2 separate regions of the Homo sapiens genome follow, and region 2 is linked to region 1. A link is a loop called in an ENCODE intact Hi-C map of the cell type or tissue named here. Cell type or tissue: heart right ventricle. All regions are shown on one strand. Links, peaks and the distances in the headings refer to the core of each region. The heading gives the core; the rest is flanking DNA. Region 1 overlaps CARMIL1 (capping protein regulator and myosin 1 linker 1). Region 2 holds the start of LOC101928663 (a long non-coding RNA gene).

Region 1 (8,000 bases), core at 1-8,000:
TAAAATTTTATGATGATATGTGCCCTGAGGTGGGTTTTTTATTTTTTAATTTTTTTAAAAAACCAATTTGCTTGACACTCATAAGCCATTTCAATCTGGAAACTCATGTCCTTTGTTGCTGAATTTTTAAAAATTATTTCTTTCATAATTTCTTCCTTTTTTCTCTGTACTTTTTTTCTTAAACTTCTATTATTATTATTATTTGAGATAGCATCTCACTCTGTCACCCAGGCTATAGTGCAGTGGCGTGATCATGGCTCACTGCAACTTTGACCTTCCAGGCTCAGGTGATACTCCTACCTCAGACTCTTGATTAGCTGGGACTACAGGCATGGACCACCCCTCCCAGCTAATTTTTGTATTTTTTGTAGGGATGGGGTTTTGCCATGCTGACCAGGCTGGTCTCGAACTCCCAGGGTCAAGCAGTCTGCCCACCTCAGCCTCCCAAAGTGCTGGGATTATAGGCATGAACTACCATGCCCAGGCCATTACTCAGATTTTTTATTTCCTCTGTTAATCCACTAATTTCTACCTTTTCTCTCCTATTTTTTAATTCTTTATATTCCCTTTGTTTTTCTGGGAGATTTCCTCAGTTGTATCTTCCAACCTTGAGTTTTCTACTTCTGCTATCACATTTTGCTATTATTCATGTTGGTGGATGCAATATTTTTTCTCTTCCGTGTTGAAAAGGAATGGGGGCACCGAAGAGCTTCTTGGAAATTTGTGGGTAGAGCTTGTCGACTGGTGGGCTTCAATGTAGGGTGGTCTTCCTGGACCATTTTGTTGCGGGGAGAGGGTATCCCTGACTCTCAGAATCTTTAGGTCCTTTCTGTTGAGCTTTGGAAACTTTGATCTCCTGCCTGGCAGGTATAAACCTGCCTGTCTGATTCTGGCATGCAGAGGGAGAAAAAGTCCCGGGGATGTCACTGCTCACTGTGCAGGCTTTCTTGAGCCTCCCTGTTTCGTGATCCTCACTCAGCTCAGCTGCATTTGGAGTCCCCCAGCTCAGCTTCTTTGGTTCATTCTTTCCAGAGAGTGAACTTGGGTGTTGGGATGGGCATCATTGGCTCTGTGGTTTAGGGAGAGGATCCGATGAATTTTTGAATGGGCTTCACAAAGAAGAGAACCTTCCTGTCTTCATTTCCCCTTCACTTCCACTTGCAGAGGTGCCCGCGTCTCCTCATTCTGGAGCCAGCACAAATCAAATGCTTCTGGGTCTCCCCGACTGTTGGCTTAGGTTTCAGCTTTCTCTGATCTATTAAGTCAATTTTCACACATAACTAGTGTATTTTGGCTTCCAAATTTTATTGTTTTTGCCTTTTCTCCCCTGTAGGGCTTATGCTTTCTTTTATAAATCCTTTGTTATTATTTTAATGGCGATTCAGGGGAGCTAAGTGGATATTCAGTCTGCCAGCTTTAAATGAGACAAGTTGTCTGTGATACTTCCTACTTAGCTCATTTCATTGACTCCTTCTCCCCTTCCATTTCCCAAGTTTCAGCATATTCTCCTTCTGAAAACTCTCCCAGAGCATACTCTCTGCCTTTTGGAACCAAACTCAGGTTTAGCTGCTTGCCCCTCAAAAAGTCAAACGCATGAGAAGCAAAGTTTGGTTTATGCAAGTGCCGACAGCTTGGGAGATGGCCAGACTCAAGTCGCAAAAAGCCATCTCAAATTTTCAGGCTGGCTAAAGGGGTTTTAAGGTGAAAGGCGGCATGAAAACTATGCACAGGAGTGGTGTGGGGTGCAGGTCTGTTGGTTGTTTTCTGATGACTATCTTGAGTAATGGACCATTTGGAGGTCTGGTTGGTTTCCTCTTGGCAGGGGTTAGGTTATGGATTAACTGTGTACCAATTTCTACTTGGAAGGGAGAAAATTGTACCACCACCTCTGTTTTATGCCTGGATTGTTTTAAGATTACCCTTTGGAATTCTCAAGCAGAGCAAGTGGTTATATATATATATAAAACAAGAAACAAAGGGAGAGGGGTTACTTTTAGAGTAAGCTAGCAAACTGGCTGTACCAGTTACATTTTCATCTTTCATTCTTAATGTGTGCGTGCCTCGATTTTCTCACGTGAATATGATAATGATATTCCACATTCCTTTCTGTTTCCTAAGGGCGGTAACTCAAATCTGCTTTTAAAAATGCTTCTGAATGGTTACTGTATATGTAGCAATCTCCATATTTATATTTTGACTGATTCTTGCTGGAACTTATTTACAGTAAAAACAACAGATCTGTGTCTTGGTTTGAAATGCAGGAAATGGTCAACAAGAGGCTCAGAGTCCCATGAGCTTAATGAAGGAGGAGATGAAAAGAAAAAGCGAGATTCTCGGAAAAGTAGTGGCTTTCTCAATTTAATCAAATCCCGGTCCAAATCCGAGCGACCACCAACGATCTTGATGACAGAAGAACCCTCCTCACCAAAAGGGGCAGTCAGAAGTCCACCTGTGGACTGTCCCAGGAAGGACACAAAGGCCGCCGAGCACAATGGCAATTCTGAACGGATAGAGGAGATAAAAACACCTGACTCCTTTGAAGAGAGTCAAGGGGAAGAAATAGGGAAGGTGGAACGGAGTGACAGCAAGAGCAGCCCACAGGCAGGGCGGAGGTATGGGGTCCAGGTGATGGGCAGTGGTCTGCTGGCAGAGATGAAAGCCAAGCAAGAGAAGAGAGCTGCGTGTGCGCAGAAGGTAAGGGTGGACCTATTTTTAATTCATTCATTTATTTGATATATAATAGATGCACACATTTTCATGGTGCATGTGATATTTTTATGTATGTCTATCACCTTAAACATTTAACTTTCCTTTATGCTGGGAATATTCAAATTACTCTCTTCTTGCTATTTTGAAATTGACAATAGATTGTTGTTAACTAGAGCTACCCTACTGATCTGTCCAATACTAGGTCTTGTTTCTTCTATCAGCTGTGTTTTTTGTACCCATTTTGTACCTCTTTTCATCTCCCCCCATGTCCCCACACTTCCTGCCGTCTGGTAACCCCCAATCTACTCCTTGTCTTCGTGAGATAAGTGGGGGTTCATTTTTGACTTGGTTGTCCTTGTTTGTGTTTTTGCCCTCGCTGGGTTTATTTGGGTGAGAAAATAAAAATAGCCTGTTGGTTAAATAGAAATCCAAAACCATAACTTATTGCTAAAGAACCTGGAGCACAGACCCTAAAGAAATGGCCATGTTCTCACTTTGGCCTGAGGGTCACAGTCTTGTGGAGTGCCGGCATTCTAACATAGGCTTTGAAGACTCCGGTCTTTCCCCACCTGCCCAGGGGCCTCCTGTGCATGTTGTGGAAGCATGTCAGAGATGTTCCGGGGCCAGGTGAAATGCTCACATCTGGGGGAAAAGACAGTCGGCTGAATCCAGATGGAAGACTGAGGGTAATATTGAAGATAGGTGAACTAACAGAGGGAAATAAAAACACTGAAACTAGATTATATATAAAAATGGGAACTATTTTCTAACTTATTCCCTTTTCAAACCTAAAAATTATTCTCTTTTTAAACCTAAGAATGCCTTGCTATATTCCAGATTTAAAAGACAAAGACAAAAGAAAAAACACTCAAGGTATTCTATTAGAATTAACTGAATATTTGACCATTGATATATATCATCTGTTGCTACAGAGAATAACTTCATAGTTTAAAATTTGCTGAGTTCCCCCCAAATCTGACTTAAAACATTATTTATTCTTCAAATCTCCTTTTAAAGTATAAGGAGTCTTTTTCACTTTTCTTTTTACCCCTGTTTTCTCTTGTCACTCACTACATGAAGGATTGTATCTGTGTGATAAGATGAACATACCTATGTTTAAGTCAGGTTGTGGTTTCTGTGCATTATCTTGAGCTCCATTATTTTTACACAACTGGTTCTCCAAGAAAGGAAATCACATGTCTATTTTATTTGAAGTATCACAATAAAACAGTTCATCCCGGTGAGCCCTTGACTTTCAGAAAGTAAACAATTAACTACATGGCAGGTGTAGGGAGCTCTTTTATATGGCTTCTAAACAACCAATGTTTAAAAATTAAACTCCACTTCCCACCTGATCTTACAACTATTTACCAAAGTTCTCCCACCAACATCAACATTATTTAGCAATTCTTTAATTGCAGAACCCTCCTAATTCACTGAGCAACCCTTAGAGTTGGGAGAGACCACAGAACTATATCCTGCTCACTCAACAAAGGAGGCATGGTGTGGCCCTCACTGGTCAGAATTCTGGATAATACTACAACCATGTCATTAGTGAGTCAGATGCCCAAGGAAATGTTAAAATTTTAATCCATGTTGTGAATTTCTTTATAACAATGAATGTGCGGTTTTGATTAATATGCTGTTTATGTTTTTCATGATTAACAGTTTCTTTTTGGTGTAAAGATGACATTTACTAGAGTGTTTTATTCATGTACTTTGGATTTGATATATAAATCGACTTAAAGTGACAAAACCCTTATGGTTTTATATTTGTTTAGGGCTTACACAGTATTAATGATCTGTTAGCGCCATCTAGTGTCACTTTAAAACAACCATTGTTAAAAATTCTTGCTATTTAAAATTCAGACCAGTCATGGGTCTTCTGTCAAAATCATTAAATAATGAAGTTTTTCAAAAATTAGCTTTAGAACATTTTTTTTCTAAAGTACCATGACTGTATTCTTTCTAAAGGTAGCAACAATAGCATCAATGATCAATATACTGTTGATAAAATATATGATGTCTTCACCCTCCTATAAGTAATTCTCTTTGCGTTGCTGGCATTTGAGATATATACATATAAATATGTTTAAAGAAAAAGAACTGTAAGTATGAAGATATGACACTTTTCATTTATTGACAAAAGAGAGAAATAAGCAGTGAATACTTAGAGTTCATATATTTTCCTCTGGGGCCTCCAAGTCATCTGTCCACACACAAAGGCAATGGGCATTGTATTATTTTATCCTTATTCCCCACAGTCACTTTGGGATTTATAAATAACTTTAAAAATCTGGGAGGGAAAAGAGAACAACTCCCAGGATTGCTTTAGAGATGCAGGCAAATGGGGTGCCCCGGGTACAGAATTTAAGGAGGTCCTCACTTTCAGGTGCCTGCCATGCACTTGGAGGAACCTGAAAGGGAAGGATGTGAAAGGGGACTTCATGGATGGTCCCCAGCCCTGTCCTGCAGACACTTGTCCTGGGCACAGAGGGCTGGCATGGGACTTCCTTTTTAGGGGATCACTTTTCCATAGTGATGCCGAATAGTGTGCTTGTGTTAGCTGCAGTGCTTGTATACACATTTCCTCCTGGAGATCTGTTCAGCACCTTGCATTCATGACAGTGGAGCTTTTGTCATCTTCCTGAGAAATTCCTCAGCCTTCCTGCCACTTGGGTGCTTCCTTCTGATAGAGCCAGCACTCCTGGGGAGTGTGTGACTGGGGTAGATTGATGAATTCAGGGAATGAGGCTTATCTCACCTGCATTTCAAATAATACTTCCTGTATCATCAAACACAGTTTAAAGTTAGGAATTGGCTGCAGAGCTTTTTAGGTTTGTCAGAAGCATGGGATGAGCAGGAACCAGCAGTCTGAAGGTCAGACTGCCTTGGGAATCATCATGCCTGCTGGTCTACTGGTCCACAGTGTTTTTGCTTGTTAGACAGGCAGTAGATGTAGACCATCTTTGTCAATATAATTCTTAGATGTTATGAAGTAAACACCAGACTTTGCTTTGTATATCTTTTTTTTGTATCTAAATGCCTCAGTCTAGTGTAGACTTTCTAAACTTTCTACTCCTACCCCAAGACAGTGGCATTTTACTTTCCCCATCATCACCATCACTAATTCCTCCCACCTGCAGATTTTTAAAAAATTTATTCGGTCCTGTTCATCTGTATTTACCTCCTAAATAATAGATCTGTGTCATGTGGTTCTACCTCAAAGCAAGGAAGACCCTGCCTATTTCAGGACCCCTTTCACCTGTATTATCATTGAGGTTGGAAAGGTTTCTGCTGCTTTGAAAATTATATATATATTTTTAAATAGATAAGGTCTCGCTCTGTCACCCAGGCTGGAGTGCATTGGCACGCTTTTATAGTTCAGTGCAGCTTTGAACTCCTGGGGTTGGTCAGGTGATCCTCCTGCCTCAGCCTCCTGAGTAGCTGGGACTTCAGATGCATGCCATCATGCCTGACTAATTTTTCTATTTTTTGCAGAGATGGGGGGTCTCACTATGTTGCCTAGGCTGGTCTCAAGCTCGTGACCTCAAACAATTCTCCCATCTCAGTTTCCCAAAGTGCTGAGATAGATTACAGGCATGAGCCACTGCACCCAGCCAAAACTAGATTTTTGGAAACCAAACCTAGAGCAGATTCTGTACATTTCTAGCATGCAAGGGCCCTCATCACATAAAGCATCAGGGGCTGCAGAGCCTGCATAGGTGTTCAACAAGAAAAACAGTAAAGGTCACCAAGCCCACTGACTTTCCCTGGCCCCATGCACCTCTCACCTGTGAGGAGCCTTCCGAGGAACCAAACCGGCCACACTTTGGACCCCAGAGTCCTGACCGTAAACACAGAATAGAATGTGTTTCTCACAGTTTTGTCCCAGCCAGAGAGCCTATGGAGACAGGTCAGGCACAGTCACCATAACAGCAGCTGAGTTAAAGAGCCCTTCTTTGCTGTCATTTATTATCTGCATTGTTTTTTCACTTTTGCATTAAATAAATGTGCACTTTTTGGGGGGATGGTGCTTGAATTTTTTAGAAGCTTGGGAATGATGCCGTATCCCAGGATTCTTCCAGCCCAGCTTTGAGCGGCGTAGAACGGTCGGATGGAGGTGGGGCAGGTAAGTCAGGCCATTGCCATCACCCCCTTAGGAAAAGCGCTTACCTTCTGATTGCAGAGTCACATGATTGACAGAAGAAAAATTTAAACAGGGAGGCAAGAACTGATCTCTTTGTTGTGTGTTCTCAGCTATCATCTGAAAGACCATATCCCTTCACCTGCCTTATCTTCCCCTGGGGCACATCCTGCCCCACTGTAGCATTGTGCCTGGACAGGGCACTTTTTGATTTCCCAAAGGGAGGAAATTCTGACTGTTTTTTCATTGCAAACTCCTCAGCTTTGAGCATTTTGGAAAAGTTGGGGGTGGGGGCAGCATACAGGATCATGGCTGATGTATTTAAGAATAAGCCATGCATGACATATGGAAGATGGGTGGCTGTCTTGTTTGGTATGAACAATATGCTTCGCTTGCAGCTTGAATATGCATGAAATCCAATATCCCTTGTCCCTCTGACTTCTTAGGTATAATAAAATAAGAAAATACCTTAGATGAAAACTAGAGAGTAATGCGTTAACTGTGTGATAGAATCCTCACTTTGCTATTTGAGAGTCTTATGCATAGCTACAGTATCTTGGTGCAGTAAGAGTTGGATGATAAATCACATTTTATGGGCTTATTTTTGCCAGTTGTCTTGTTAAATTAAGGCAGCAGTATGGATGGAGGTGGGGGATGAGATGACATTTCTGGAGCTGTTCTCACTAAACATGAGATTGCAGCCGTCAGCATCACCCTCCTCACTCAGAACCTGTAGCCAGAGCCCTAACTGCTTATTGTCCAGAACCAAGGCACTTACATTCGGTTATACCTGTACCTTGTGCCAGATCTGAGAAAGACCCAAATATTTCAAGTGCATGAAGAACCACTGTTTTCCTTGTATGTGATTACGGCACTGTACATTATTAAATATAAAAGCTTGTCATCGCTGGAATAGTCAGGGGTGATCAGAAAACAACCAAAAAGTTTATTGCTTTTCTACAAAGAACGTCACTCTTCCTCCAGCATGTTTTGATTTTAAAACATGCTAGAACAGCATATTCTTAAAATACTCTTAAAACATCCGTGATGAGAAACGATGGCAAATGATTACAGCAGTTTGTACCAGACTTCTAGCTTCAAGTTATTGGCTTCTTTGACCTTTGATTTTTAAAGTGGCCTTTTT
Region 2 (16,928 bases), core at 4,154-12,153, 340 kb before region 1:
TTCAGCTTTCCTCATGTGATTAAAAAAAAATCAAACTTTATGGTTGTACACTGAAACTTCTCCAGGTTCCCTCTTTTCTTTTGAGTTGTGGAAACTTGAACTGTATTTATGCAAAAATAAAATATCCAAGATCGTATTCTTTTGGGGCCAATTCTGATGGTGGTATTTGCTATTGCTGTCTTTGGATATCTCTTTAGTTCTGCAGAAAACTTACCTACTAATAATGGTTAATAATGTGTGCCTCAGCAGCAACAGATGCAATAAGATTATAGTTAAGAACCTGGGTTCAAGTACTAGCTCTTTCATTTACTAGTTGTGTTCCCATTGTTGAACAAATAAATAAAACAATAAACTTATATTTCCTATTACTTGTTAATAAAAGTGAATCAGAAAGCCTAATGAGAATAAATGTTTTAAAAGATGATGAGGGAGCTTTAAAAAAATAAATTTTGCTGCACTCTAAGATGTAAAATATATGTAATTATATGTGCATGTTAGTGTGCGGATATCCAGGACATTGACACTAAGGTGATGGTTATGCAATTGATTGACACTGAAATATGTTGGTTCAGTGCCACTAAGGAGCCAGCCTCAGATCTTAAACATCTCAACAATTACTATGAGTCCATGGGGGCCATACAAGTTGTAGGCTCCTTATCACATTTGTCTTAAATAGTATTTTTTAAATTACAAGAACCCTTAGCCCAGATAATCCATGTTGTCATACAGTGAATAGATATCAGATGTGTTGACATGTTGGTTCTCTCAGCCCACAGGGCAGCCAGGCAGGGCCTGGGGATGTGCTCGATCCCCTGGGAAGACCTCCTTCAGTTGAGAGCTACCTTATCTGTTTATGCTGATGTGCTGAACAAATATAATCATTTTCTATGTGTGCATGTGATAGACTCTGGTCTCACTGCAGATCACGTCTACATTCAAGTAATATACTTCGATTTGTCTTGACTTTTCACACTAGTTCTCATTCTAGCTCTTCCTATTTTGTTTAAATTATTTATGCTTTTCTCACAGCCAGTGCTGCTTTTTCAAATGTGGGATGTCCAAGGACTGGAGCATCTGTTAGTGAGCAGCAAGGTTCCTGGCAATGTCTGTATGTGCTTGGAGGCATCATTAAAATGTCCCCGGAACTGTGACTTAGAGCTGGATAAGACAAGAGGGATATGTGGAATCTAACCAGGTCTCAGTTAGGAGACATGAAAAGAATTTCAGAAAAAAAAAATTAATCTTAAATTATTTTAATATAATCAAATAATAAAACAATCTAGAATGAGTTGCCGAATTAATCCAGCCTTGACACTTACGTAACATGTTACTTGGTTACATGGAGGGCGTGGGCTTGGAAACTTCCACATGCCCGTCATGGCTGAGAGGGAAATTGTCTTAGATGCCTCAGCTTAAGCTCCTTACCAAAATCTCTGGTATGATAGTGGGAAGACTGAATTGTTTTTTTCTTGAAAGTGAATTAGTCCTAAAAAGAGCTAGAATTTAGTACAGGAATGCTTTTTTAAAAGCAAAAAATTAGTTCTAATATTTCAGGTTTATGTTTGTGGATAAACTGTGACTAATGTGGTAGCTTTAAGTAATGTAATGTTTAAGAAATTCTGAATATATTAATTATTCAATAGATTAGCCAAATGGCCCTGAATTTAAAATTTGAAACATCACCATTGATCCAGACTTCTCTTAGGTTGAAAGCCTTAAGACAATTTTATGTAATTTATAAGGGTTCAGCATAAATACAAGATTATTAGGTTTATTATGCTTATTTAAATAACCAGGAAGGTTTCTTTGTAAGTCAGAAAACTAAAGAACTTAAAAAATTTGAAAATAATAAATGTATAAGTTACTTAAAATATTTAACAAAGTTTGCAAATCGGACTAAGCAATAATCAAAGGTCACCTTAAAAATGAATTTTATAATATTACCTTATTTATAAATTGAATTTTTAAATATATAAAATAAACTTAAATGTAAGGGGAAACTGGGCTTTTGCATTTGTTACTTAAATCAATCAAATGTTAATTTTAAAAACCAAAGTGAGCCCTGAATAATTTGGAAGAGGGTTTAGAGATGCCAAAAATTCCTGTTGATCAAAAGATATCACATCGAAAGGGTGATTAAAACATTTATTCCGAAAGGAAAATGTGTGGTATCCATTTTGTTAAAAATGATAAATTATAATGTTTTATACAAAATAAATGAATCTTATCATTGCCTCCTTATGACGAAATTAGTGTTTTTGTCATTAAAAATGAATTTGTTAGGTTTGCAGTCTCATTGATCTCTCAGGATTTAGAAATAATTATTTTTTGCTGAATTAAAGATAGCTCTATTTTTTAATTGTTATTAGCTTCAAAAAGAGTAGCAAATTCACAGGAGGGAAAGTTTAAGCTCATTTCGGATAAAAATTGGGATCTTAAGTTTAAGCATGAAGGACATCCACTCTCCCTTGCTTATTTCAGTCTCTCTCTCAGACACATTTAGAAGCAGAAGAGTTATGTATAGTTAAGTTCAGCCTCCCCTGTTTTCAGTGAGAAAACCAAGGCTAAGAAATGTTACATAATTTAAGTAAAAATATGTGGTGAGAGGTACAATATGGTGTGGTTGATAGTTGACAGGATTTGGTGTCATAAACCCTGTTGGGTTTTTTGTTTGTTTAAGATTTTTGTTGTTGTTGTTGTTGTTGTTGTTGTTGTTGTTGTTGCTGGGCGCAGTGGCTCACACCTGTAATCCTAGAACTTCGGGAGGCCAAGGTGGGCAGATCACCTGATGTCAGGAGTTCAAGACCAGCCTGACCAACATGGTGAAACCCCGTCTCTACTAAAAATACATACATTAGCTGGGCATGGTGGCGTGCAACTGTAGTCCCAGCTACTTGGGAGGCTGAGCCACGAGAATCGCTTGAACCCAGGAGAATTCCTTGAACCCAGGAGGCGGAGGTTGTGGTGAGCCGAGATTGTGCCACTGCACTCCAGCCTGGGCAACAGAATGAGACTCTGGCTCAAAAATTACCATATGTTTGTTTCCTAATAATAAACATTTATTGAATTCTTTAAATATTTCAATATGCTTTATATGTATTTATTTCCCTTAAACACCAGAGCAACCTAGTGAACTAAGTGATATCCCCATTTTATAGATGGGAAAACTGAGACTCAAAGCGATTAAGATAATGAGAGGATCACGTGAGCCCAGGAGTTTGAGGCTGCAGGGAGTTGTGACAGTGCCACTGTACTCCAGCCTAGGTGAGAGTGAGACCCTTCTAAAAAAAATTTTTTTTTTTAATATTCAGAAGATCTGATTTTAAAACTTGCCTTCATTACGTGTTTGTTGCCTTGTGACTCTGGGATGTCTTCCTACCAAGACCTTACCCTAGGTTAGCTCAGCAGGTTTTTGTGACGAGCAAACATAAACAAGTATAGGAAAACACTGTCTAAAAGTAATATATTATTCATTCACAATGGGGTGAAGCCTAGAACCCATTTATTCTGACTCAATTTAATGTTATTTTGCTGACTAATTCTTAATCAAGTGTTCTTTACCTTCAAATAATTTTATTTTCCATCTGTGCCCGCTTTTGCCTATAGTGATGAATATTTATTGAGTATGCATCTTGTTCTTGGCACCACGTAAGTATCACACACGTCAAGGTATATGAAAACTTGGCTTATGTTATCAAGAGACTTCATGGGATGATGAGAAATGCAGAAAAAAACTGAAATCCTGATCTTCTCTTTTTTCCATCACTTCTCTGCACCTCATATTTTCCATCTATAAAATAAGTGATAATACCACCACATGAAAAATCATAGAAAGAATTTAGCAACGTAACTAGTAAAAGTGAATACATACAAACCATATGTGATAGAATGGATGAATCCTACTAAGAACAGTTACCAGGTAACTGAAGCTAAACAACTCTCAGAGGACTGAGGGATGTTACATTTCTGACCAAGTAGAGTAGAAACACCTTGCTAAATACTTATGTATTCACTAAAGGCCCCAGAAAAGCTGCACCTTTGGAGCAAAGCTAAAATAGGGTACTCCACACCGACCCTAACAAAGATTAACAACAACCTTTAAGCCGGTCATGGTGATGCATGTCTGTAGTCCCAGCTACTCAGGAGGCTGAAGCAGGAGGACTACTTGAGCCCAAGAGTTGAGCCCAGCCTTGGCAATATAGCAGATCCAGTTTTTTATAAAACAAACAAACAAACAAATCATTTGAAAGAATCAGTAAGCCTGCTAGAAAAAAACTCAAAATAATATTGTTATGTTTAAAGGAAGATTACAAAGTCTAGACACTAAATGATACAACCTTCACCATGTCCATCATCTAATCCAAGATTCTAACGCAGAGAAGCAAGAAAATGTGACCCAAAAACAAAACCAGCCTTTTGGCCAGAACCGTCATCTTCCAGTAATTTGCCAAAATGATGAATACAAAGGCAAAAAGGAAAGGCACTGGATATATGTTCTCTAGGCCTTTACAAAAACATGGAGTTGTTCCTTTGGCCACATATATGCTAATCTATAAGAAAGGTGATATTGCAGACATCAAGGGAAGGGGTACTGTTCAAAAAGGAATGCCCCACAGGTGTTACCATGGCAAAACTGGAAGAGTCTACAATTTTACCCAGCATGCTTTTGGCATTGTTTTAAACAAACAAGTTAAGGGCAAGATTCTTGCCAAGAGAATTAATGTGCATATTGAGCACATTAAACACTCTAAGAGCCGAGGTAGCTTCCTGAAATGCGTGAAGGAAAATGATCAGAAAAAGAAGGAAGCCAAAGAGAAAAGTACCTGGGTTCAACTGAAGCACCAGCCTGCTCCACCCAGAGAAGCACACTGTGTGAGAACCAACGGGAAAGAGCTTGAGCTGCTGGAATCTATTCCCTATGAATTCATGCATAATAGGTGTTAAAGAAATAAAATAAAAGACCTCTGGACTATTTAAAAAAAAAAAAAAAAAAAGGCCAGGCGCGGTGGCTCGCGCCTGTAATCCCAGCACTTTGGGAGGCCAGGGCGGGCAGATCACAATGTCAGGAGATCAAGACCATCCTGGCTAACACAGTGAAACCCCATCTCTACTAAAAATACAAAAAATTAGCCAGGCGTGGTGGCAGGTGCCTGTAGTCTCAGCTACTTGGGAGGCTGAGGCAGGAGAATGGCGTGAACCCGGGAGGCGGAGCTTGCAGTGAGCCAAGATAGCGCCACTGCACTCCAGCTTGGGTGACAGAGCGAGACACCGTCTCAAAACAAACAAACAAACAACAACAAAAAAAATTAAACCATGTAACCAATAGAGATGTGTGTGTGTGTGTGTGTGTGTGTGTGTGTGTGTGTGGTGTTGTGTGTGGTTAGGCAAGCAAAAACAACAAAAAGCAAGCAAACAATAAATCTAACATTTAGGATCAAAATATTATTTGAGGGAGATGCAATGGGATGAGACAAGAAAGGCACATGTAGATAAATATAGGTTACTTATTCTGATTGTTGGGTTGGATGTTTATTATATTATTGAATGGTATTGTGAATGGATCAAGGATGATGGCATATAAACACCCAAAGTTTATGGTTAACACAATTCTGTGCATCTGAAGTGCAGGAGAACAAGGTGGGAAGTAAAAAAGAAGAGTAGAAAAGAACACAGCATTATGAAGTCTGTGGCAGAAAACAATATAACTTTCTAGAGCATAAAAAAAAGGCCAATGTGAGCACGGCTGGAACTGGAGGACGTTATGTTAAGTGAAATAAGCCAGGAACAGAAAGTTAAACACCACATGTTCTCACACATATGTGGAAGCTAAAAAAAAAAAAAATGTTGAGCTCATAGAAGTAAAAAGTAGGACAGAGGATACCAGAGGCTGGGGAGGGTCATGGGAAGGGTGGGTCGGGGGCAGGATAGGGAGAGATTTGTTAAAGGACAAAATTACAGGTAGATAGGAGGAATAAGTTCTATTGTTCTATACCACTGTAGGTAATACATAGTTTCGAATAGCTAGAGGAGGAGGAGGATACAGAATGTTCCCAACCCAAGAAATGACCATTGTTTCAGATGATGGATATGCTAATTACCCTGATCTAATCACCATACATTATGTTTCAAAACAATACTATATACCCCCATGAATATGTACAATTATTATTTGTCAGTTTAAAGGTTTTTAAAAGATTAAAATTAAAAAAAAAAAGAAAAAAACCCGGCCGGGCGCCGTGGCTCACGCCTGTAATCCCAACACTTTGGGAGGCCGAGGCGGGCGGATCATGAGGTCCCGAGATCCAGACCATCCTGGCTACTTTCGTGTCTACTAAAAATACAAACAGGGCCTGTAGTCCCAGCTACTTGGGAGGCTGAGGCAGGAGAATGGCATGAACGCAGGAGGTGGAGCTTGCAGTGAGCTGAGATCGGGCCACTGCACTCCAGCCTGGGCGAGAAAAAAAAAAAAAAAAGAAAGGAAAGAAGAAAGAAAGAAAGAAAGAGAGAGAGAGAGAGAGAGAGAGAGAGAGAGAGAAAGAAAGAAAGAAAGAAAGAAAGAAAGAAAGAAAGAAAGAAAGAAAGAAAGAAAGAAAGAAAAAAGGCCGCCCGGTGCGGTGGCTCATGCCTGTAATCCGAGCACTTTGGAAGACCGAGGCGGGCGGATCACGAGGTCAGGAATTCAAGACCAGCCTGATCAACACAGTGAAACCCCATCTCTACTAAAAACACACAAAAAATTAGCCAGGTGTGGTGGCTGGTGCCTGTGGTCCCAGCTACTTGAGAGGCTGAGGCAGGAGAATTGCTTGAACCCAAGAGGCGGAGATTGCAGTGAACCAAGATAGTGCCACCCCACTCCAGCCTGAGCAACACAGTGAGACTCTGTCTCAGAAAAAAAAGAAAAAAAAACATTTTCTGTGTGCCTGACACATAGAAAATCAGCAAGATGTATCTCTCAGGGCAGACTCTCACTGACTCATCCCATAGAGGCTGTCATTCAAGCATTTATTAAATCATGATGTGAAATGCAACAGTCATAAATTCTGGAATGTTTAACCCATTTAGCACGGGGGAGGGTAGAAAAGTCACATAGTAGCACTCAATAAATGTTAGTTCACATCCCCTTTATAACTGTAAAGTTCTGCAAAGGCAATACTAGTGTTTATTTTCGTATGGAGAAATAAAATAGAACAAGCATGATATCATGAAAACAACACTTAAAATGAGAGTTCTAGCTTTGCCAATAACTAGCTGTATGATATTAGGAAAATTATTCTCACTGGACTCCATCTGTAGTAACTGGAGTTTGGTATATTGGAAATTTCCAAGTGAGTTCCACAAAACACTAATGTCTTTTAGGATGTTAATAGGAGCTAAATGAGAAAGAATCTGTGATCAAGTCCTATTTGTAAGTGGACTGAATGTTTGTGTCCCCCCCAGATTCATATTTTGAAGTCTTCACCTCCTGTATGGCTGTATTTGGAGATGGGGCCTCTAAGGAAGTATTTAAGGTTGAATTAGGTCATAAGGGTGCAGAACTGATCCAATTGGATTAGTGTCATTAATAGAAGAGACATAAGAAGAGCACCTCTCACTCTCTCCAATATCATCCTCCAAGAAAAGACCCTGTGAAGACAAAACAAGAAGGCAGGTATGTGTAAGCCAGGAAGAGAGCCTTCACTGGAAACCTAACAAGTCAGCACCTTGATCTTGAACTTCCAGCCTCCAGACTGTAAGAAAATTAATTTTTCTTGTTTAAGACCCTAGCCCATGATATTTTTTTATGGCAGCCCAAGCTGCCAAATACGGTTTTATGTATAACCCTTCTCAAAGATTTCTAATACTCGGAGAAGTTCTTTTTTTTTTTTTTTTTTTTTTTTTTTTTGAGACGGAGTCTCACTGTCGCCCAGGCTGGAGTGCAGTGGCGCAATCTCGGCTCACTGCAAGCTCCGCCTCCCAGGTTCACGCCATTCTCCTGCCTCAATACTCTAAGAAGTTCTACAGTGAAAAAAAAAAAAAAAAGAAAGAAAGAAAACAAGGGAAATTTATCTAATGTACTGCTTCTGAAACTTATTTGTCTATTAAACACTTTTTTAAAATCACCATCTTTTGAAACAGGGCTTGGGAAACACTAGCCAGGATTTTTCAGTTCTGTCAGTTCTGAAACTAGGATTCCTTCTAAAACCTATACGATGTAACTGATAAAGTTAGATTTAAACATGAGTGAGACTCCACTTATAAACTAGGTTATAACAAGGAAATTCAAAGGAGATTGTAAATGCAGAGGCAGCACAGTGAATGAAGTAAACACTTGAAAAACAGCATCATATGTCATGCGTGGTGGCTCATGCCTGTAATCCCAACATTTTGGGAGGCTGAGTTGGGCGGATCACCTGAGGTCAGGAGTTCGAGACCAGCCTGCCCAACATGGTGAAACCCCGTCTCTATTAAAAATACAAAACTTAGCCAGGTGTGGTGGCAGACACCTGTAATTCCAGCTACTCGGGAGGCTGAGACAGAAGAATTGCTTGAACCCAGGAGGTGGAGGTTGCAATGAGCCGAGATCGCACCACTTCACTCCAGCCTGGGAAACAGAGCTCCATCTCAAGAAAAAAAGAAGGAAGGAAGGAAGGAAGGAAGGAAGGAAGGAAGGAGAGAGAGAGAGAGAGAGAGAGAGAGAGAGAGAGAAAGAAAGAAAGAAAGAAAGAAAGAAAGAAAGAAAGAAAGAAAAGAAAGAAAGGAAAGAAAGAAAGAAAGAAAGAAAGAAAGAAAGAAAGAAAGAAAGAAAGAAAGAAAGAAAGAAAGAAAGACCATCACTGCTTTGTGTGGAGACAGCTTCTGTGTTCTTTCAGGACAACTTGAGAAGTTTTACCAACAAAAACTCTCCTGGGATCTCCATTTGTTCATTCCATAAATATTGAGTGCTTACGGTGTGTCAGGGACTGTTCTAAACACTAGCATGATAGATGGCATCATGAGACACCAACGTGTGTCAGAAGAGAGCTCTCATTGCAAACACTAATTTGTACAGATTTTTAATTGCAGCATGAGCAAAAGTAGCTAGCAACTCTGCTAGTTACCAGCAGATGGCAGTAGCAGTCACTTCTTTACTGGCATTTTAGATTGGGAATGTGTAGAAGCACCACAACCTATCATCAGAACTACTCTGTGGTGTCAATGTGTGACTTAGGGACAGTTATCTAACCCGTCTGGAGTGAAGCTTCCCTATTTAAATACTAGAGATAATAAAAGCACCTACCTCTTAAGTTGTCTCGAGAGTTACATGAGATAAAACACTTGAAGTGCTTTATCTTCAACATGAAGGAAGGGTTAATAAATGCTAGTTATTACTTAGTATGGTTGATACTGTTTTTTTGCCATTTGACAAAATGTCAATTATCCAAAAGAGGAAGAGAAGCAGATGGCTAAAAGTTGTATTGCTTCATAGAGCAATAACAATATCAGCAATAAAGGAAAAGAAAATCTAAATATCTAAAAATATAACAAAGGGTGCAATACAATCTTAAGGTAATCGCTAGAAAGAAAGCAAAAATCTGAGCAGGTTTTTAAATTAGTACTTTTCCAACAGGTCACTTTTAAAGTATTTTGACTGTCTGATAACTCCCTACCTGCGCTGACTCAACATAATTGTGAATTATTTGTAAATTTCCTATTCATCAAAGATGCAGCAGATTTGCGAACAGAGTTTCTAGCTAGATAGCCAAGGGAATCATGGGGCTATTAGACAGCTAACTTTTTTTCTTAAGCTTATTGTTTATTGGAACCAAAGATAAGTTGTTTCAAGGCTAGGACCTCCGGAATGACTCAGTTAAAATGAGCCAGAATTCAGAATTTAGAAGCCTCAGAGCCAGCTTACCTCACTTCTTAAAAATATTTGGAGGAAAACACTAGGGAACTGAGTTGTAATGGGGAGGTGGGTAAGAGGAGTAAAACCCTCTTATATACCCTTGAGAGCTGTTTGAACAGCAAAGATTCCCAAAACAGGGACAAACTATTTCTAGGGATAATCTATATATGCAAATATAACTGTTTATTGAATGAATTCGTCCATATGGGAACGATTATGATGCTTCAGGACATGGATGATTTCACTACAATCTCAAGAGTTCAGTTAAAGAGGAAAACTTTCCATCTGCAATCCAAAACATCCCACACTTTTCTCTAGTAACAAATAGGGAGGTCTCAAAAGACAAGTTATCCTTTTTAGGAGATCTCCACAGCCTGAACTAATGAGCAACTGAACAATAATAATCTCATTTTTATGACAATTCATGTGACGACATTGAACAATGGGAAAATAGGAGATAAGCAATGCTGATGAAATGTGTCAGTGGCTTAGCATCATTGATGGCTATTATTATTTTTACTTCTTATGTGGCCAGATTTTTTAAACAGAAAATTTGGAAAGATTTCTCAGACTGCTATTTTCTCTTTTTAGGTTGACTTATTTATTGCCCCCACTTCAGAAATTACTTTTTGAAATTGCCCCAGATATCAGGTTCCAGAGGACAGAAGCAAACAACAAAGGTTAATCCTGAGTATACAGATATTAATAAAAATAGAAAAGAAATGTGAAAAATAAGTACATTCACTAATAAAAGTAGTTTAGTATTCTTTTTGTGATTGATCAATATGCTAAAAATACAACACACACACACATACACAACAAAGTTAGTAAAACTAAACAAAAACACGTATCGCCCATCATTCAGCATTCACAATACAATGATTTGCTGAAATTTCTCTTAATTTTTTCTATGTTTTATGCCAACTTTATTGTGGTAGCAGATTGTGGTATATTCCCTCCCCTAGAGCATGGAAGGGACCTGTAAATATGATGGGATCTTTCATTATTAGGTTGTGTTATATGTAGTACAGATGACTTTAAGAAAGAGGGACTAGGGTGAGGAGGAAAGGGAGGGAGAGAATTAACCTAATGCATGCAGGGCTTAAAGCCTAGATGACAAGTTGATGGGTACAGAAAACAACCATGGCACTTGTATACCTATGTAACAAATCTGCACGTTCTGCACATGTATCCCAGTACTTAAAGTTAAATAAATAAATAAATAAATAAATAAATAAAGAGAGAGAGAGAGAGAGAGAGAGAGAGAGAGACTAGCCAGGTGCAGTGAGTGGCTCACGCCTGCAATCCCGCACTCTGGGAAGCCAAGGCAGGCAGATTGCTTGAGTCCAGGAGTTTGAGACCAGCCTGAGCAATGTAGTGAAACCCTGTCTCTACTAAAAATACAAAAATGTTAGCCACGCATGGTGGTGTGCACCTGTAATCCCAGCTACTCAGGAGGCTGAGACAGGAGAATCACTTGAGCCTGGGAGGTTGAGGCTGCAGTGAGCCAATATTGTGCCACCGCACTCCAGCCTGGGCAACCACAGTGAGACCCTGTCTCAAAAAAAAAAAAAAAAAAAAAAAGAGAGAGAGAGAGAAAGAGAGACTATACTTGGTGGTCCTGACCTGTCCAGGTGAGTCCTTAAAAAGGACAAGTCTCTTTCTGGTGAAAGAGGTTAGAAGCATGAGAGGAGTTTGATGCAAGAGAGATTCTAGCTTTGCTCACTTTGAAAATGGAAAGGGGCCACATGCCAAGGAAAGTAAGCTGGCCCTCGGAGCTGAGAATGGGCCCTGAGTGACAGCCAGCAAGGAAACAGAGATTTCAGTTCCATAATCACAAGGAACTAAATTCTGTCAACATCCTGAATGAGGTACAAAGCAGATTCTTCCCAATAACCTACAGAAATAAACATTTCTAGTAATATATATATCATTCTGAGAGTTATTTTATCTTTTCTGATTTCCAAAAATAGAATCCCCATGGAATCTGAGGTTAGACAACTGTATGCCTCCTGTTACCACAAGTACACACTCTTTTGTGTCTAGATTTCTTTTTCTTAGCATAATGTTTTTGAGATTCATCCATATTGCCATATATAATATTAGTTCATTTCGTTTTATTGCTGAGTGTTTCTCTCTCTTTATTTTATTTTATTTATTTTTTTGAGACAAGATCTCACTCTGTCACCCAGGCAGGAGTACAGTGGTGGGATCATGGCTCACTGTAGTCTCGACCTTCTGGACTCAGGTGAGTCTTCCATCTTAGCTTCCCAGGTAGCTAGGACTACAGGCACACACCACCATGCCCAGCAAATTTTTTTTTTTTTTTTTTTGAGACGGAGTCTTGCTCTGTAGCCCAGGCTGGAGTGCAGTGGTGCCATCTTGGCTCACTGCAAGCTCTGCCTCCCAGGTTCACACCATTCTCCTGCCTCAGCCTCCCGAGTAGCTGGGACTACAGGTACCCACCACCACACCTGGCTAATTTTTTGTATTTTTAGTAGAGACGGGGTTTCACCGTGTTAGCCAGGATGGTCTCCATCTCCTGACCTCGTGATCCGCCCTCCTCGGCCTCCCAAAGTTCCGGGATTACAGGCGTGAGCCACCATGCCTGGCCTGCTTAGGATTTTCTATGTATACAGTCATGCCATCTTCAAATAAGACAGGCTTTTCTTCCTTTCTGCCCATTATGTCTTTCATTTCTTATTCTTGCCTTATTAGTATTGCTAAGACTTCTAGCATAATATTGAGTATAAATAGGAAGAGTAGATACTCTTGTCTTGGTTCTGATTTAAGGAGGGAAGCATAAGGGGGACTAAATGCTTCCACCAGTAAATATAACATTACTTATAGGTTTTCCATAGATTCAATTTATTAATTTGAGGAAATTCTCCTCTATCCTAGTTAATGAGAGTTTTTATTTTGAATGGATGTTGAATTTTGCCTTATGGTTGTTTGTGTGTGTAAAGAGATAATTGATGTGACTGTTTTTCCTTTTCTTTATGGGATGGTTTTTATTTTGAAATTCAAATGTCTTTCGTAGATTTAGGGCTTTTCAGATTTTTTCTATTTCTTCTTGAGTCACTTTTGACATTTTTATCTTTCAAGGGATGTGTAGGTTTCATTTAACCTGTAAAATTTATTGGCATAATGTTCTTCATAATATCTCCAATATTATCCCTTTTAATATTTGTAATCATGTCCCCCTCTCATTCCTAATATTGGTCATTTGTGTCTTCTATCTTTTTGTCTTGATCAGTCCACCAAGTGTTGCATAAAATTTAATAAATTTTTTTGCAAAGACCCAGATTAAGTTTTACTAATTTTAAAAAGTTATGGGTCCAATTTCAATTTCATTGATTTCTGCTATGACCTGTATTATTTTCTTTCTTCTATTTACTTTGGATTTTATTTTCTCTTCTTTTCCCAGCTTCTCAAAGTCTCCACCAGATGCCCAAAATGAGAACAGATGACTTCCCACTTGGACTGGTCAGAACTCAAATATCTCTCTGCCCTGTGTGAGCTCTAGAAGTAGTTCACCTTACAATTCTCCAGTGGTTTTTGCCTGCCCTTGTGGAGTTTCACCTTATTCCTGTCTGGCCACATACACAGCAAAGACTCAAAGAGACCCCTATGCAGATTTTTGGAGCTCTTTTCAGCACAGCTCCCTCATCTCTAGAACTCTACCTCGTAACATTCAGCCCCCTTGGCCTCTCTGATCCCTACATCTGCTTGACTCAATAGACTCTGTTTAGGATCCCCCTCTTTGCATCTACAGTCTGGTTATTTCCAGGAAGATATCAGGGGCAATCATAGTGATCACCTTGTTTGTTTCAACTTCTTTTAGTGATTAAATCTTGTCCTACCTGATGTCCAATGTTTGAAAAATAAAAGCTTTTTACGTTCTGCATATTTTTCTGGGTTTTTGTGGGAGAGAATGTCCAATCCTTGCTATTCCATTGCAGCCAGAGGCAGAATTTCTCTCACTACAGATTTTTGAAGTTTTCTTTTACTTCCATGCTCTTCTATGTCCCTTGTTGGGGTTTGTTTGTTTTGGTCTCTGGCTTTCATGGTAGAGGCTTTCCTCAAATGTCAGTGTGCCTTTGATGTCTGTATTTACAGTGAGGCATAACAAAGCTGATCTGAAGCTTTACATGAATGGGCAGGCTTTGTCAAATGGTGGGTCTCAATTGAGGGGGACAGGTGGGGACTTGACCTATTCACTGGCCAGTCCCTGTAGGTCAGTATCTCATAGGTTTTTCATTTAAAGATGATTAATAACATAGGAGAGGAATTCTCCAATTCTCTGACTGGAATTATAAGCCTTGCTGCTAGACTTCTGATAACTAAACAGAGAATGAATTTTTGAGGGGCTTATATTTAGGAATATTTCCCTTTCCATATGGTATGGCTTCTCACTTTCACCCTCTGCTGTTCCAAGACTAGGTCTTTTTTGGTTTAACCTCTCCAAAGAGTTAACTTCCCATCTGAGGCAGCTGTGCAGGGGGTGCATAGACTGGCTGTGTGAGGTAGGGGAGGGAATCTATGGAGTGTCTAGAGCTTTTAAAATCTGTACCAATCCTCCTTCATTCTGTACTTCCGCATTTAGAGATAACTTATGTATCTAGTTCCTGAGATTTTTCTTGGATTCTGCTATAGAAATTAACTTGCTTTTTATTCACTCTCTCCCCGGAGGGTTAGAGTTTATCTTTCACTAGTCTGCTAAGTCAGCTACCATGCATCTATTAGCTTTCTCAGATCCAAAATGTTGAATTTTCTTGTTTGTTACTATCTCCTATTTTCTTTGTCCTTGTGGCTTTATGCTTTTTTTTTTTTTTTTTTTTTTGAGATGGAGTCTCCCTCTGTCACCCAGGCTGGAGTGCAGTGGCATGATCTCAGCTCACTGAAATCTCTGTCTCCCGGGTTCAAGCAATTCTCTGCCTCAGCCTCCAGAGTAGCTGGGATTACAGGTGCCCACCACCATGCCCAGCTAATTTTTTTTTTTTGTATTTTTAGTAGAGAGGGGGTTTCACCATCTTGGCCAGGCAGGTCTTGAACTCCTGACCTTGTGATCCACCTGCCTCTGCCTCCCAAAGTGCTGGGATTACAGGCATAAGCCACTGCACCCAGCTGCTCTATGCATTTTTATATAAATTATTAGGCTTCTTTTTTTTGAAAAGTTAAAAACTCTTTAATTCTTTATTCCTGGTACCACTATCACAATTTACAGGGCCATACACCTGATGTAACGAAAAGAAAAAAAAAAGTTACAACAGATAAAAGACTTCAGGAATGTACATCTAATTGACACTACATTGCATTAATCAATAGCTGTATTTTTTGCAAACTGTGGTTATGACAGTCCTGAACAAGAAGGGTTTCCTATTTAAGCTGCAGTAACTTTTCTAACTATGGATAATTGTTCCTTTTATGGCAGATTTTTCCAGTTCCTCTAATGCATTTGAGACGACTGTCTCAAAGTAACCTGCTGCTTTCCTGGTAACTCCTCACTTTAACTCCTGCTAGGAACTGAAGCCCTTTTTTGCTGCTTTTTAGAACCTTCTGTTATTATATCCACCACTTTTACCACCAGATCCATAATCACCACCATAGGGACTGCCCGAGCTTCTTCCACCCAGAAAGCCTCCTTTCATGGGTCCATAATTTGATTGCTGTTGTCCACTATAATTTCCAAAATCACTATACTTCCCACCACCATCATAGTTACCACTGTCAAAATTTCCTCCTTCATTGCAACCATCACATCCTCCACCATTGCCACCATATCCACCACCTTGGTTTTCATGTCCTGGTCCACCACCACCATAGCCCCTTATTTTACTATAACCAAGACCACCACCATAGTTGCCACCATCACTTCCAAATCCATTATATTCACCATCACCTCCTCTGCAACTATCTCTGCTTCCAGCACCTCCATCATAGCCTCCTCTTCCACCAAAGTTTTCACCACAGCCAAAATTACCTCCACCGCCTCCAAATTTTGCTCTGTGACAATTACAACTTTATCAACTGTATTATGATCCTAAAAAGTTATGGCAAAGCCAGGTGCAGTGGCTCATGCCTCCCAAGCACTTTAGGGGCCAAGGTGGGAGGATCGCTTGATCCAGGGAGTTTGAGACCAGCCTGAGCCACATAAGGAGACCCCATCTCTACAAAAAATTTAAAAATCAGCTGGGTGTAATGGCACATGTCTTTGCTCCCAGCTACTTGGGAGGCTGAGGTGGGATGATTGCTTGAGCCCATGAGGTTGAGTGAGCTATGATCAGGCCACTGCACTCCAGCCTGGGTGATAAAGTGAGATCCTGTCTCGAAATAAAAAATAAATAAAAGTAAATTTTAAAAAAGCAAATCCCCTCTTTTTTCCACTCTGCCTGCCTTCCATAACATCTATGGTTTAAATAGTGCCATACTTTTCTTTCCTCTCTCTCTCTCTTTCCTTCTTTTCTTTTTTTGAGACAGGGTCTCTCTCTGTCACCCAGGCTGGAATGTAGTCGTGCAATCTTGGCTCACTGCACCCTCTACCTCCCAGGCTCAAGTAATCCTCCCATCTCAGCCTCCCAAGTAGCTGGGACCACAGGCACGTGCCACTATGCGCGGCTAATTTTTGCATTTTTTTGTAGAGACGGGGTTTCACTATGTTGCCCAGTCTGGTCTGTCCCAAACTCCTGGGCTCAAGCAATCCACCCACTTCGGCCTCCCAAAGCATTTGGAATTACAAACGTGAGCCACTGCACCTGGCCTTGCCATGCTCTTCAAATTACATTCTTCTCTATCTTCCTTGATATCACAAACAAAGATTTTCTTCATGGTTAGATGGGCACCAGGCCTTATAGAATCCTCTCTAGAAACAGCTCTCTTTGGTTCCAGTACACACCTGTCAGCCTTGTGTGTCCACCTCTTTAACACGAGAGTAAGTCACAAAACCAAAGCCTCTGGAATGTGTTGTTTGGGAGTCTCTCATTATCACACAGCCTGTGAGTATGTGCCATTTCTCAAACTATCGTCTGTATTTTCAAAGCTGTGAACACAGTAAACAGTTTTC

Evidence for each region. A loop is a pair of places that touch in the nucleus more often than their neighbours do. Peaks named below come from ENCODE experiments on the same cell type or tissue, not always from the same donor. Only the 100,000 strongest peaks of a DNase experiment are listed, where the experiment ranks them.
Region 2: a loop joins it to region 1, with 6 times the contacts of the local background. A loop is called at or near these places in 64 of 110 quality-filtered maps.

The regions. Positions count from the first base shown.
Region 1 is chr6:25,598,053-25,606,052 of GRCh38, forward strand. CARMIL1 (capping protein regulator and myosin 1 linker 1) reads left to right here. Exons shown (of 37, transcript NM_017640.6): 33 at 2,262-2,694; 34 at 6,760-6,841. Among named protein-coding and RNA genes, the nearest start is that of SCGN, 50 kb to the right of the region's middle. In heart right ventricle, for the core only: a CTCF peak has its summit at 4,519 (motif pointing left); no DNase peak of the experiment used is centred there; H3K27me3 peaks cover 512 bases.
Region 2 is chr6:25,256,787-25,273,714 of GRCh38, forward strand. LOC101928663 (a long non-coding RNA gene) reads right to left here and starts at 4,621. Exons shown (of 3, transcript NR_110863.1): 1 at 4,338-4,621; 2 at 3,562-3,790. It also overlaps the pseudogene RPL21P68 and the pseudogene HNRNPA3P17. In heart right ventricle, for the core only: CTCF peaks have their summits at 9,079 (motif pointing right) and 9,284; a DNase peak (open chromatin) is centred at 9,079; H3K27ac peaks cover 1,353 bases.